Regions from separate parts of the Homo sapiens genome. Here region 1 is linked to region 2. A link is an interaction called in ENCODE POLR2A ChIA-PET data of the cell type or tissue named here. Cell type or tissue: GM12878. All regions are shown on one strand. Each heading gives the region's core, and the rest is flanking DNA. Links, peaks and the distances in the headings are about the cores only.

Region 1 (5,390 bases), core at 141-5,140, 210 kb before region 2:
AAAAACAAATAGCAAAATATTAAGGAGCAACCACAAAAACACCATCTCATTTTTGAATTTTCATTTCCCCTCCTTTGCTATAGCAATTATCCATTAAGAACTGTTTTTCTGAAATTCGGCTGGCTTAAAAGAATGTTTTTCTGAAAAGCGTATCTCAAATTTATATTTCAATTGCTTGTTAAATAGTAGGAAACTAGTTTTATTATTTATACGTGTTTTATTTGTATTGTAAAGGAATAACTGTTGGTAGGTAAAAGAACTGGAATATTTTAAATATTTCTTTGTAGTTTCTTTAGGCAAATTTGTATTTCTTAAGAAATAGCATAAGAATTAAGTATATTAACATCGAATTTTAAAAAGTATTTGCTTCGTAAGTGGACATTTTATTTTATTTTTTTTTTTATTATTATTATACTTTAAGTTTTAGGGTACATGTGCACAATGTGCAGGTTAGTTACATATGTGTACATGTGCCATGCTGGTGTGCTGCACCCATTAACTCGTCATTTAGCATTAGGTATATCTCCTAATGCTATCCCTCCCCCCTCCCCCCACCCCACAACAGTCCCCAGAGTGTGATGTTCCCCTTCCTGTGTCCATGTGTTCTCATTGTTCAATTCCCACCTATGAGTGAGAACATGTGGTGTTTGGTTTTTTGTTCTTGAGATAGTTTACTGAGAATGATGATTTCCAATTTCATCCACGTCCCTACAAAGGACATGAACTCATCCTTTTTTATGGCTGCATAGTATTCCATGGTGTATGTGTGCCACATTTTCTTAATCCAGTCTATCATTGTTGGACATTTGGGTTGGTTCCAAGTCTTTGCTATTGTGAATAGTGCCGCAATAAACATACGTGTGCATGTGTCTTTATAGCAGCATGATTTATAGTCCTTTGGGTATATACCCAGTAATGGGATGGCTGGGTCAAATGGTATTTCTAGTTCTAGATCCCTGCGGAATCACCACACTGACTTCCACAATGGTTGAACAAGTTTACAGTCCCACTAACAGTGTAAAAGTGTTCCTATTTCTCGTTAAGTGGACATTTTAAATTAAATGAGAATATTTGCATCTAGGGTTGTAATATGGTAGTATATTGTGAGGTTTGATATTCAAGACTGTTTTATTCCAGTGTTTTATGGCAGAATTTGAGATTTTCAATAATGTCCCACATTTAAGACATTTGTCTACTTTATTTAGCACACATGTTTCAGAATATTAAAAGCTGTTTTATTGGCAAGTAAATCTTAGTTTAGATCTCTCATTTGAAATATTTCATCCCTTATAAGATTTACCTCAGAATGTTTTCTCCTCCTATAGAATACAGTTTATGTTTCAGGTTTACTCTTTTTAGATGTTTTTCTGAAAAATTTTATTTTAGATTTATTAGTAAATTTTCATCTTAATTAGAATGAGTTATGACCTGATTAAGACATTTCTTTCACTTCTGTCTTTTTTTAGCCAGTAGAAAAACATTTGAGTTTATTTTTAAGGGAGTGATTTCAGTTTCAAACAAACAACAAGAAAAGCCTGATATAAAATTAAGTAAGCTGTTTAAAAAACATGCTATCCATGTTACAGAACTGTGAAGAATTTTTGTCAGATTTATATCAGTTGCCATAGAATATTTTCTTTTTTCTTTTCTTTTCTTTTCTTTTCTTTTCTTTTCTTTTCTTTTTTTTTTTTGAGTCAGAGTCTCTTTCTGTTGCCCAGGCTGGAGTGCAGTGGTGTGATCTCAGTTCACTGCAATCTCCACCTTCTGGGTTCAAGCAGTTCTCATGCCTCAGCCTCCTGAGTAGCTGGGACTACAGGTGTGCTCCACTACGCCTGGCTAATTTTTTTTTTTCGTATTTTTAGTAGAGATGGGGTTTCACCATATTGGCCAGGCTGGTCTCAAACTCCTGGCCTCAAGTGATCTACCTGCCTTGGCCTCCCAAAGTGCTGGGATTACAGGTGTGAACCACTGTGCCTGGCCTGCTTTTGTCTTATCAAGGAACTTATATTTCTAATCACTTTATCTATTAATAAAGAAGTGAGTGCTTTCTCTTGTTTTCAAAGTGGTCTTGACATTGATATATCAGATTGTGGTTGGTGAAAATGAGAAAGACCTTTGGCAGGTCACCTTGTGTTTACCAGGCAAATGGGAAAATAAGGCTGACACAGTTTCATCATCAGCTGGTAGTTAACTTTAAGCTTTGTTTTTTTCTTCTCCATTTTAAATGAAAGATAGTATCCAATTTACAAATGGATTTGCTTCACAGTTTCTTTTTAAATGGGCTTAAATGGATCTCATAATAGCACATTTCCTTAACATGTTCTGTTAGGAAACCAAGGCATAATATTGATGATGCTATAGCATCCTGACGTTTTACTTCATTCCATTCAGAAAATCCAGAGCTGGGTCCATGGCCCATTTCCTTCTGGTAGCAGGGGGAGAGGACCTGGCTTTTCTCTGGATCCCTCCCTGGTGTCAGCTGAGAGACTTTCCTGGCTTACTCCTTTCTCTACTGTCAGGGACCCAGTACTTCCTGCTTCGTCTCTCAGGTTGGGGCTGGGAACATGCTCCCCATCCTACCTTTTTTTTTTTTTTTTTTTTTTTTTTTTGAGACAGGGTCTTGCTCTGTCGCCTAGGCTGGAGTGCAGTGGCACAATCACAGGTCACTGCAGCCTCTACCTTCCAGGCTCAAGTGATCCTCCCACCTCAGCCTCCCAAGTAGCTGGGACTACAGGTGCATGCCACCATGCCTGGCTAAATTTTGTAGTTTTTGTAGAGATGGGGGGTCTCACTATGTTGCCCAGGCTGGTCTTGAACTCCTGGGCTCAAACGATCCTCCTGCCTCTGCCTCCCAAAGTGCTGGGATTTCAAGCAAGAGTCACCATACCCAGCTTCCCATTCTACTTTTTTCTCCCAGGTTTTTTGCTGGTCAGAACTCCTTGAAAACCTGAGGTGTTCCAGCCTGAAAGGAGGCTGTATCTTGTTCTTCTTAATGAAGATGACATGATGTAGCAGGAGGAATAAAACACATTTGGAGTCAGGATACCTGGAGTTACCCTGATACTGCCTTTTTTTTTTTTCCCTGTGAGACCCTGAGCAAATCATTTGCCTTTTAATTTTGGTAGGGGTGGTGGGTGTTTAGTGTATGTGGTGTGTAGTTTGCATTATGTTACATCTGATGTCCCTCACTGCTTTAACATTACATACCACATATTTCAGAAGAGGATTTGCAAATATGATCACATATTTCAGAAGGGGATTTGCAAATTATTAGGTTCTTAAAAGGTAGGAACATAAGATTTTTAACATAGAATTTATGAACTTTTACACATGGTTGAACAAGAAACTCCTTAGAATTCAGATGTTTATACTTGGGTATGTTATGAATAACTGACATAGTCTCAGTGTATTACTATAAAATGCTGCCATTTCTGGAAGGGGTGGTATCATGTTGTGTGTAGATATAATACATATATTTTTAAGAGATGGGAGTCTTGCTCTATCACCCAAGCTGGAATGCAGTGGCACAGTCATAGCTCACTGCAGCTTTGAACTCCTGGGCTCAAGCGATCTTTTCATCTCAGCCTTCCAAGTAGCTGGAACGTGCCACCATGCCTGGCTAATTTTTTATAGAGGTGGGGTCTTGCTATGTTGTCCAAGCTGGTCTCGAACTTCTGGCTTCAAGCAGTCCTTCTGCCTTGGCCTCCCAAAGTGCTGGGATTACAGGTGTGAGCCACTTTACCTGGCCCATAAATATATTATAACTAAAATTTGCTCTTTAACTGTTTACTGAAAGTACGGGTTGTCATCCTTTTATTTTCTATAGGCCAACACGTTTAGTGCTACTAGGAGACAAAAATAATAAAGTAATACTGATAGGTAAAAATGCTATATTTAAAATTCCTAAAAATTTGCATATCAAAATTTAAGTTGTTCATATAATTTCTTAGGGGAAAATGAAGCAGAAAGAAGTTTATTTAAAAGTTATACCCTTGTGATTGAAAATCTGTCTAAAATATATCAGTTTCTTTTCTTGTTCTAGTTCAAGGTGGTAAACATAATTAAGCTTTATTGAGTATCTTGCCACAGAATGAATCATGAATGGTTACGTTTACTATGATTTTATCAATGATCTATGTGGAAGGTGGGAGATTAAATTAAATGTGTGCAGGCATCAGCCAAAAATTTATTAAATATTTTAATGCTTTACATTTTTTCTTTCAGGTAGAACTATGAGAGATAGTATATTGCAGGCTCTAATTTCTTTGGTTTCTAATGTTTGACTATATAAGAATATAATCATCATAAGATGGCAATATTCATTATTAAATTTAATTTATGCTACCACTCAAATGGTTAGGTTGTGAAATAAGATTGTTTAATAGTGTTTGAAAGATTTGTATACCCCTGAGACTCTAGCTAGCACCCTGACTGATGCCCTGACAGAAAAAGATGATTGGAGCATTCAGAAGTTATGCCTCACTCGGGGAGGGGCAGTTGAGATTTGTTCCCTGATACCAGACCCATTCCTTGAATACTTTGTGACTGATGAGATTGACTTTGGAGTGGGAGACAGAGAAAGAATTTGGGGTGCGGTAGTATCTTGGAGGCTTAAGGGAGAGCACCAAGAAGCAGATCACAGGGCAGAAGAGGGATGAGTGCCTTTCAAGAGAAGGTGGGGAGGTTTGAGAGGAGTGAGTCAATAGTGTAGAGTCCTCACACAATCCTGCCTCCCAGCTGTTCCCTTTGCCATCAGATGCTGAGTGATTTGACATTACAGATGACCATGGAGGGCAGTGTGGGTGATGAGGAAGGCTGCACCGCACTGTGGGATTCACATTAGGCAGTCCAATATAAACCAGACTTACACCAGACTCATGCAACAAATTTGCCCACTAGCCATTATTCACAAATTACTGAAGTTATCACTGACTGATAAACACAGAATACCAGCAGGTGGGAGGAAATGTTGTCTAGTTTCTATTATTAGCTTGTGCTCCATCTGCTGATTATAAAAGTTTCACTGGTTCATTTATTTTAACCTCTCAATTGAATCTTACTGCAGGAAAACAAATTGTAGAATACATCTTACTAGTTGTGGGAAATCAAATTTAATTTGAATAGCAAAAAGTAAATAGAATGATATTTTATGCTGAATCTAAGTAGCCACATCCGTAGTCTTCTTTATTAAAGGAATGTTGGGTTAGCTCAATTGTGGATAATTTTATTATTTTCATTTAGGAAACAATTACAACATATTAGATAAATGGTAAATCATTTTTTACCCTTTCTTCTCCATGATTTAAAAAATAAGAATGGAAAACATGAATTTTACATTTTTTTCCCACTGCATTAAGTTTTATTATTACTGTGGTTTGTTTTTATTTCAA
Region 2 (5,390 bases), core at 170-5,169:
AAGTGTGCTATAGATGAAGAATTTAATGAAATGAGAAATACTGTTATCAATAGTGAATTTTCTCAGTCAGGAAAACTGGCAAGTACAATATCAATTGATCCTAAAGTTAACAGTTCACCCAGTGTGTGTGTTCCCAGTCTCATATCATATTTAACACAGACTGAACTTGCAGACATTAGCATGCTTAGAAGTGACTCTGAAAACATACTTACAAACTATGAAAATCAAAGCCGAGTGGAAACAAATGAACGTGCAAATGAATGTAGTCATTCTAAAAACATTCAAAACTTTCCAAGTGATTTAATAGAAAATCCTATTATGAAATCAAAAATGAGTAAATTCTGTGGTGTGAATGAAACAGAGAATGAAGATAATACAAACAGGGATTCACCTATCTTTGACTATTCCCCCAGGCTAAGTGCCTTGTTAAGTCATGATAAATTGATGCACAGTCAGGGAAGTTTTAATGATACACACACCCCAGAGAGCAATGGAAATAAGTGTGAAGCCCCAGCCTTATCATTCAGTGACAAAACCATGTTGTCAGGTCAAAGAATAGGAGAAAAATTTCAAGACCAGTTTCTGGGAATTGCAGCTATTAACATCAGTTTACCAGGAGAGCAGTATGGACAGAAATCTTTAAATATGATTTCTAGTAATCCTCAAGTACAATATCACAATGATAAATACATTTCAAATACTTCTGGTGAGGATGAAAAAACACATCCAGGTTTTCAGCAGATGCCTGAAGACAAGGAAGATGAGTCTGAAATAGAAGAGTATTCCTGTGCTGTGACTCCAGGGGGTGATACTGATAATGCCATTGTGTCTCTTACTTGTGCTACACCATTGCTTGATGAAACCATCAGTGCTAGTGACTATGAAACGTCACTGCTGAATGATCAGCAGAATAACACAGGAACAGACACTGATAGTGATGATGATTTTTATGATACTCCCTTGTTTGAAGATGATGACCATGATTCTTTGCTTCTTGATGGTGATGATCGTGATTGCCTGCACCCTGAGGACTACGACACACTGCAAGAGGAAAATGATGAGACGGCTTCTCCTGCTGATGTTTTTTATGATGTCTCAAAAGAGAATGAAAATTCCATGGTTCCCCAGGGGGCACCAGTTGGTAGCTTAAGTGTGAAGAACAAAGCACATTGTCTTCAGGATTTCCTTATGGATGTTGAGAAAGATGAATTAGATTCTGGTGAAAAAATACATTTAAATCCTGTTGGCTCAGATAAGGTGAATGGACAGTCACTGGAAACTGGATCAGAAAGGGAATGCACAAATATCCTTGAAGGTGATGAATCTGACTCATTGACTGATTATGATATTGTAGGAGGAAAAGAGAGCTTCACTGCATCATTAAAATTTGATGACAGTGGCAGTTGGAGAGGAAGAAAGGAAGAGTATGTAACTGGACAGGAATTTCACTCCGATACTGATCATTTAGATTCTATGCAAAGTGAAGAAAGTTATGGGGATTATATATATGACAGTAATGATCAGGATGACGATGATGATGATGGCATTGATGAAGAAGGAGGAGGTATAAGAGATGAGAATGGAAAGCCCAGGTGCCAAAATGTGGCTGAAGATATGGATATCCAGTTGTGTGCCTCTATTTTAAATGAAAACAGTGATGAAAATGAAAATATTAATACAATGATTCTTCTGGATAAAATGCACAGTTGTAGCTCTTTAGAAAAACAGCAAAGGGTAAATGTTGTACAGCTAGCATCACCTAGTGAAAATAACTTAGTTACTGAAAAAAGCAACCTTCCAGAATATACAACTGAGATTGCTGGAAAAAGCAAAGAAAATCTGTTGAACCATGAGATGGTACTTAAGGATGTATTGCCGCCTATCATTAAAGACACTGAATCTGAAAAAACTTTTGGCCCTGCAAGTATTTCACATGATAATAATAATATCAGTTCAACTTCTGAATTAGGTACTGATCTAGCAAACACAAAGGTTAAGTTGATTCAAGGGTCAGAATTGCCAGAATTGACTGATTCTGTGAAAGGTAAAGATGAATATTTTAAGAATATGACACCAAAAGTTGACTCATCTCTTGATCACATCATTTGTACTGAGCCTGATTTAATAGGAAAACCTGCTGAGGAAAGCCATTTGTCATTGATAGCCTCTGTAACTGACAAAGATCCTCAAGGAAATGGAAGCGATCTCATTAAAGGGAGAGATGGCAAAAGTGATATTCTAATAGAAGATGAAACATCAATTCAGAAAATGTACTTGGGTGAAGGAGAAGTGCTTGTAGAAGGTCTAGTAGAAGAAGAAAATAGGCATCTCAAACTTTTGCCTGGTAAAAATACAAGGGATAGTTTCAAGTTAATTAATAGTCAGTTTCCATTTCCACAAATCACAAACAATGAAGAACTTAATCAGAAAGGAAGCCTTAAAAAAGCAACTGTAACTCTTAAAGATGAACCAAATAATCTACAAATAATAGTTAGTAAAAGTCCTGTTCAGTTTGAGAATCTTGAAGAAATTTTTGACACATCAGTTTCCAAAGAGATTAGTGATGACATTACTTCAGACATTACATCGTGGGAAGGGAATACACATTTTGAGGAGTCATTCACTGATGGACCTGAGAAAGAGCTTGATCTGTTTACTTACTTAAAACATTGTGCTAAAAATATAAAAGCAAAAGATGTAGCCAAACCAAATGAAGATGTCCCAAGCCATGTTTTAATAACTGCCCCTCCCATGAAAGAACATTTACAATTAGGAGTTAATAATACAAAAGAGAAGTCCACTAGTACCCAAAAAGACTCACCTCTTAATGACATGATCCAAAGCAATGATCTTTGTAGTAAAGAAAGCATCTCAGGAGGAGGAACAGAAATTTCTCAGTTCACACCAGAAAGTATTGAAGCCACACTTTCAATATTATCTCGTAAACATGTAGAAGATGTTGGGAAAAATGATTTTCTGCAGTCGGAGCGGTGTGCAAATGGATTAGGAAATGATAACTCCAGTAACACTTTAAATACTGACTATTCATTCTTAGAAATTAATAATAAGAAAGAAAGAATTGAGCAACAGCTACCAAAAGAACAAGCCTTGTCTCCAAGATCCCAAGAAAAGGAGGTTCAGATTCCTGAATTGTCTCAGGTATTTGTGGAGGATGTAAAGGATATCTTAAAAAGCAGGTTGAAAGAAGGTCATATGAACCCTCAAGAGGTTGAAGAACCTTCAGCCTGTGCAGACACTAAAATTTTAATTCAAAATTTAATTAAAAGGATTACCACATCACAGTTGGTAAATGAGGCATCTACTGTGCCCAGCGACTCTCAAATGAGTGACTCTTCTGGAGTTTCCCCCATGACTAACTCATCAGAACTAAAGCCAGAAAGTAGAGATGATCCTTTCTGTATTGGAAATCTTAAGTCTGAGCTTCTCCTTAATATATTGAAGCAAGATCAACATAGCCAAAAAATTACAGGAGTATTTGAATTGATGAGAGAATTAACTCATATGGAGTATGACCTAGAGAAAAGAGGCATTACGTCTAAAGTACTTCCACTGCAGCTTGAAAATATTTTCTACAAACTGCTTGCTGATGGATATTCAGAGAAAATAGAACATGTTGGAGACTTTAATCAAAAAGCATGTTCTACATCTGAGATGATGGAAGAAAAGCCACATATTCTTGGTGATATTAAAAGCAAAGAAGGAAACTACTATTCTCCTAATTTAGAAACTGTAAAAGAAATTGGACTAGAAAGCTCTACTGTGTGGGCATCAACATTGCCAAGAGATGAGAAGCTCAAGGATCTGTGTAATGATTTCCCAAGCCATTTGGAATGTACTTCAGGGTCTAAAGAGATGGCTTCTGGAGATAGCTCAACCGAACAAGTAAGTTGACCTATACATTTTATACAGAAAAAGCTGCATGAACCATGTGAGAATAATCCCATACATTTGCTTTAAACATCTGCATAAAGGTTATTGAATTAAAATGTCCAACTTTGTTTTTAGTTTTCCAGTGAATTACAGCAGTGTTTACAGCACACTGAAAAAATGCATGAGTATTTGACATTGCTTCAAGATATGAAACCCCCCTTAGACAACCAGGAATCTCTGGATAACAACTTGGAAGCTTTGAAGAATCAACTTAGACAGTTGGAGGTAAGAATTGTCTACTGCCTCTTTATGGATGGTAGTCAGCTGATGTATGACTGGGAAAAAGAAGCAGAACACTTCTATGTTTCATGTTTATATTTGGGTTTTTCACTAAATAGTAAATAGGTCCGGGATATATTTCTTTGCAGACATTTGAATTGGGATTAGCTCCAATTGCTGTTATTTTAAGAAAAGATATGAAGTTGGCAGAAGAGTTTTTAAAGTCTCTTCCCAGTGACTTTCCCAGAGGCCATGTTGAAGAATTGAGTATTAGCCACCAGAGTTTGAAGACCGCCTTCTCTTCCCTCAGCAACGTGTCTTCAGAAAGAACGAAACAGATCATGCTTGCGATCGACTCTGAAATGGTAGGCATAAAATGTCAAAATTTTGATTTATGAAGAAAATTTTATTATTTGAGGATTTAGTCATAAGCTGGAGTATTTTAGTTTTAGAGTGCTAACTCTTAAACCACAGTCATTATTTGTAAGAATTTGACATTTTGGGGAAAGATAACTGAATGCACAATTTTTTTTTCTAGTCTAAACTAGCAGTTTCCCATGAAGAATTTCTGCATAAACTTAAGTCATTCTCAGATTGGGTATCAGAGAAGAGCAAATCTGTGAAGGATATTGAGATTGTGAATGTTCAAGATTCTGAGTATGTAAAGAAACGTTTGGAGTTTCTCAAGGCAAGTATCAAAACAAAGATGACAAAATATATTTCAAAAACTATGACTTTAATATATAACAAGTGTTTAGAAAATATGACTTTGCTAAGGCTACAAAGGATTATTTCCTTTCTTTGTCTCTAGAGATGTCTTTATTCATAGTTGACACAACTATAAAATAATCACAACTTTAAGGGTATCATTCTGATGCTATCCCAAAAGCCTTATCATACTCTTACACCACTGACATGTTGAGATTTTTATTTATATATTTATTTATGTGTTAGTCACATAAATATATAATAGTATGAATTAGCCATATAAAAATCATCATGTAAATACATAATAATATTTGTAGTACAGTCATGCATCACTTAATGATGGAGTTACATTCTGAGAAATGCATTGTTAGGTGATTTTGTGTTTTGCAAACAACAAGGAGTGTACTTACACAGACCTAGATGGCATCCTTTACTGCACACCTAGGCTATATGATATACCTGTTGCTCCTAGGCTACAAACCTCTACAGCATGTTACTGTACTGACTACTGT

What was found. ChIA-PET counts read pairs that join two places held together with the same protein. Peaks named below come from ENCODE experiments on the same cell type or tissue, not always from the same donor. Only the 100,000 strongest peaks of a DNase experiment are listed, where the experiment ranks them.
Region 1: POLR2A ChIA-PET joins it to region 2 with 6 read pairs; 3 of 35 experiments call an interaction of 5 or more read pairs at or near these places.

Annotation. Positions count from the first base shown.
Region 1 is chr6:56,808,403-56,813,792 of GRCh38, reverse strand. The region is part of intron 4 of DST (dystonin); the gene reads left to right. Among named protein-coding and RNA genes, the nearest start is that of DST-AS1, 33 kb to the left of the region's middle. In GM12878, for the core only: no CTCF peak of the experiment used is centred there; no DNase peak of the experiment used is centred there; H3K27ac peaks cover 1,950 bases.
Region 2 is chr6:56,602,350-56,607,739 of GRCh38, reverse strand. It overlaps DST (dystonin), which reads left to right. Exons shown (of 104, transcript NM_001374736.1): 40 at 1-3,903; 41 at 4,027-4,176; 42 at 4,320-4,535; 43 at 4,709-4,858. Among named protein-coding and RNA genes, the nearest start is that of DST-AS1, 240 kb to the left of the region's middle. In GM12878, for the core only: no CTCF peak of the experiment used is centred there; no DNase peak of the experiment used is centred there.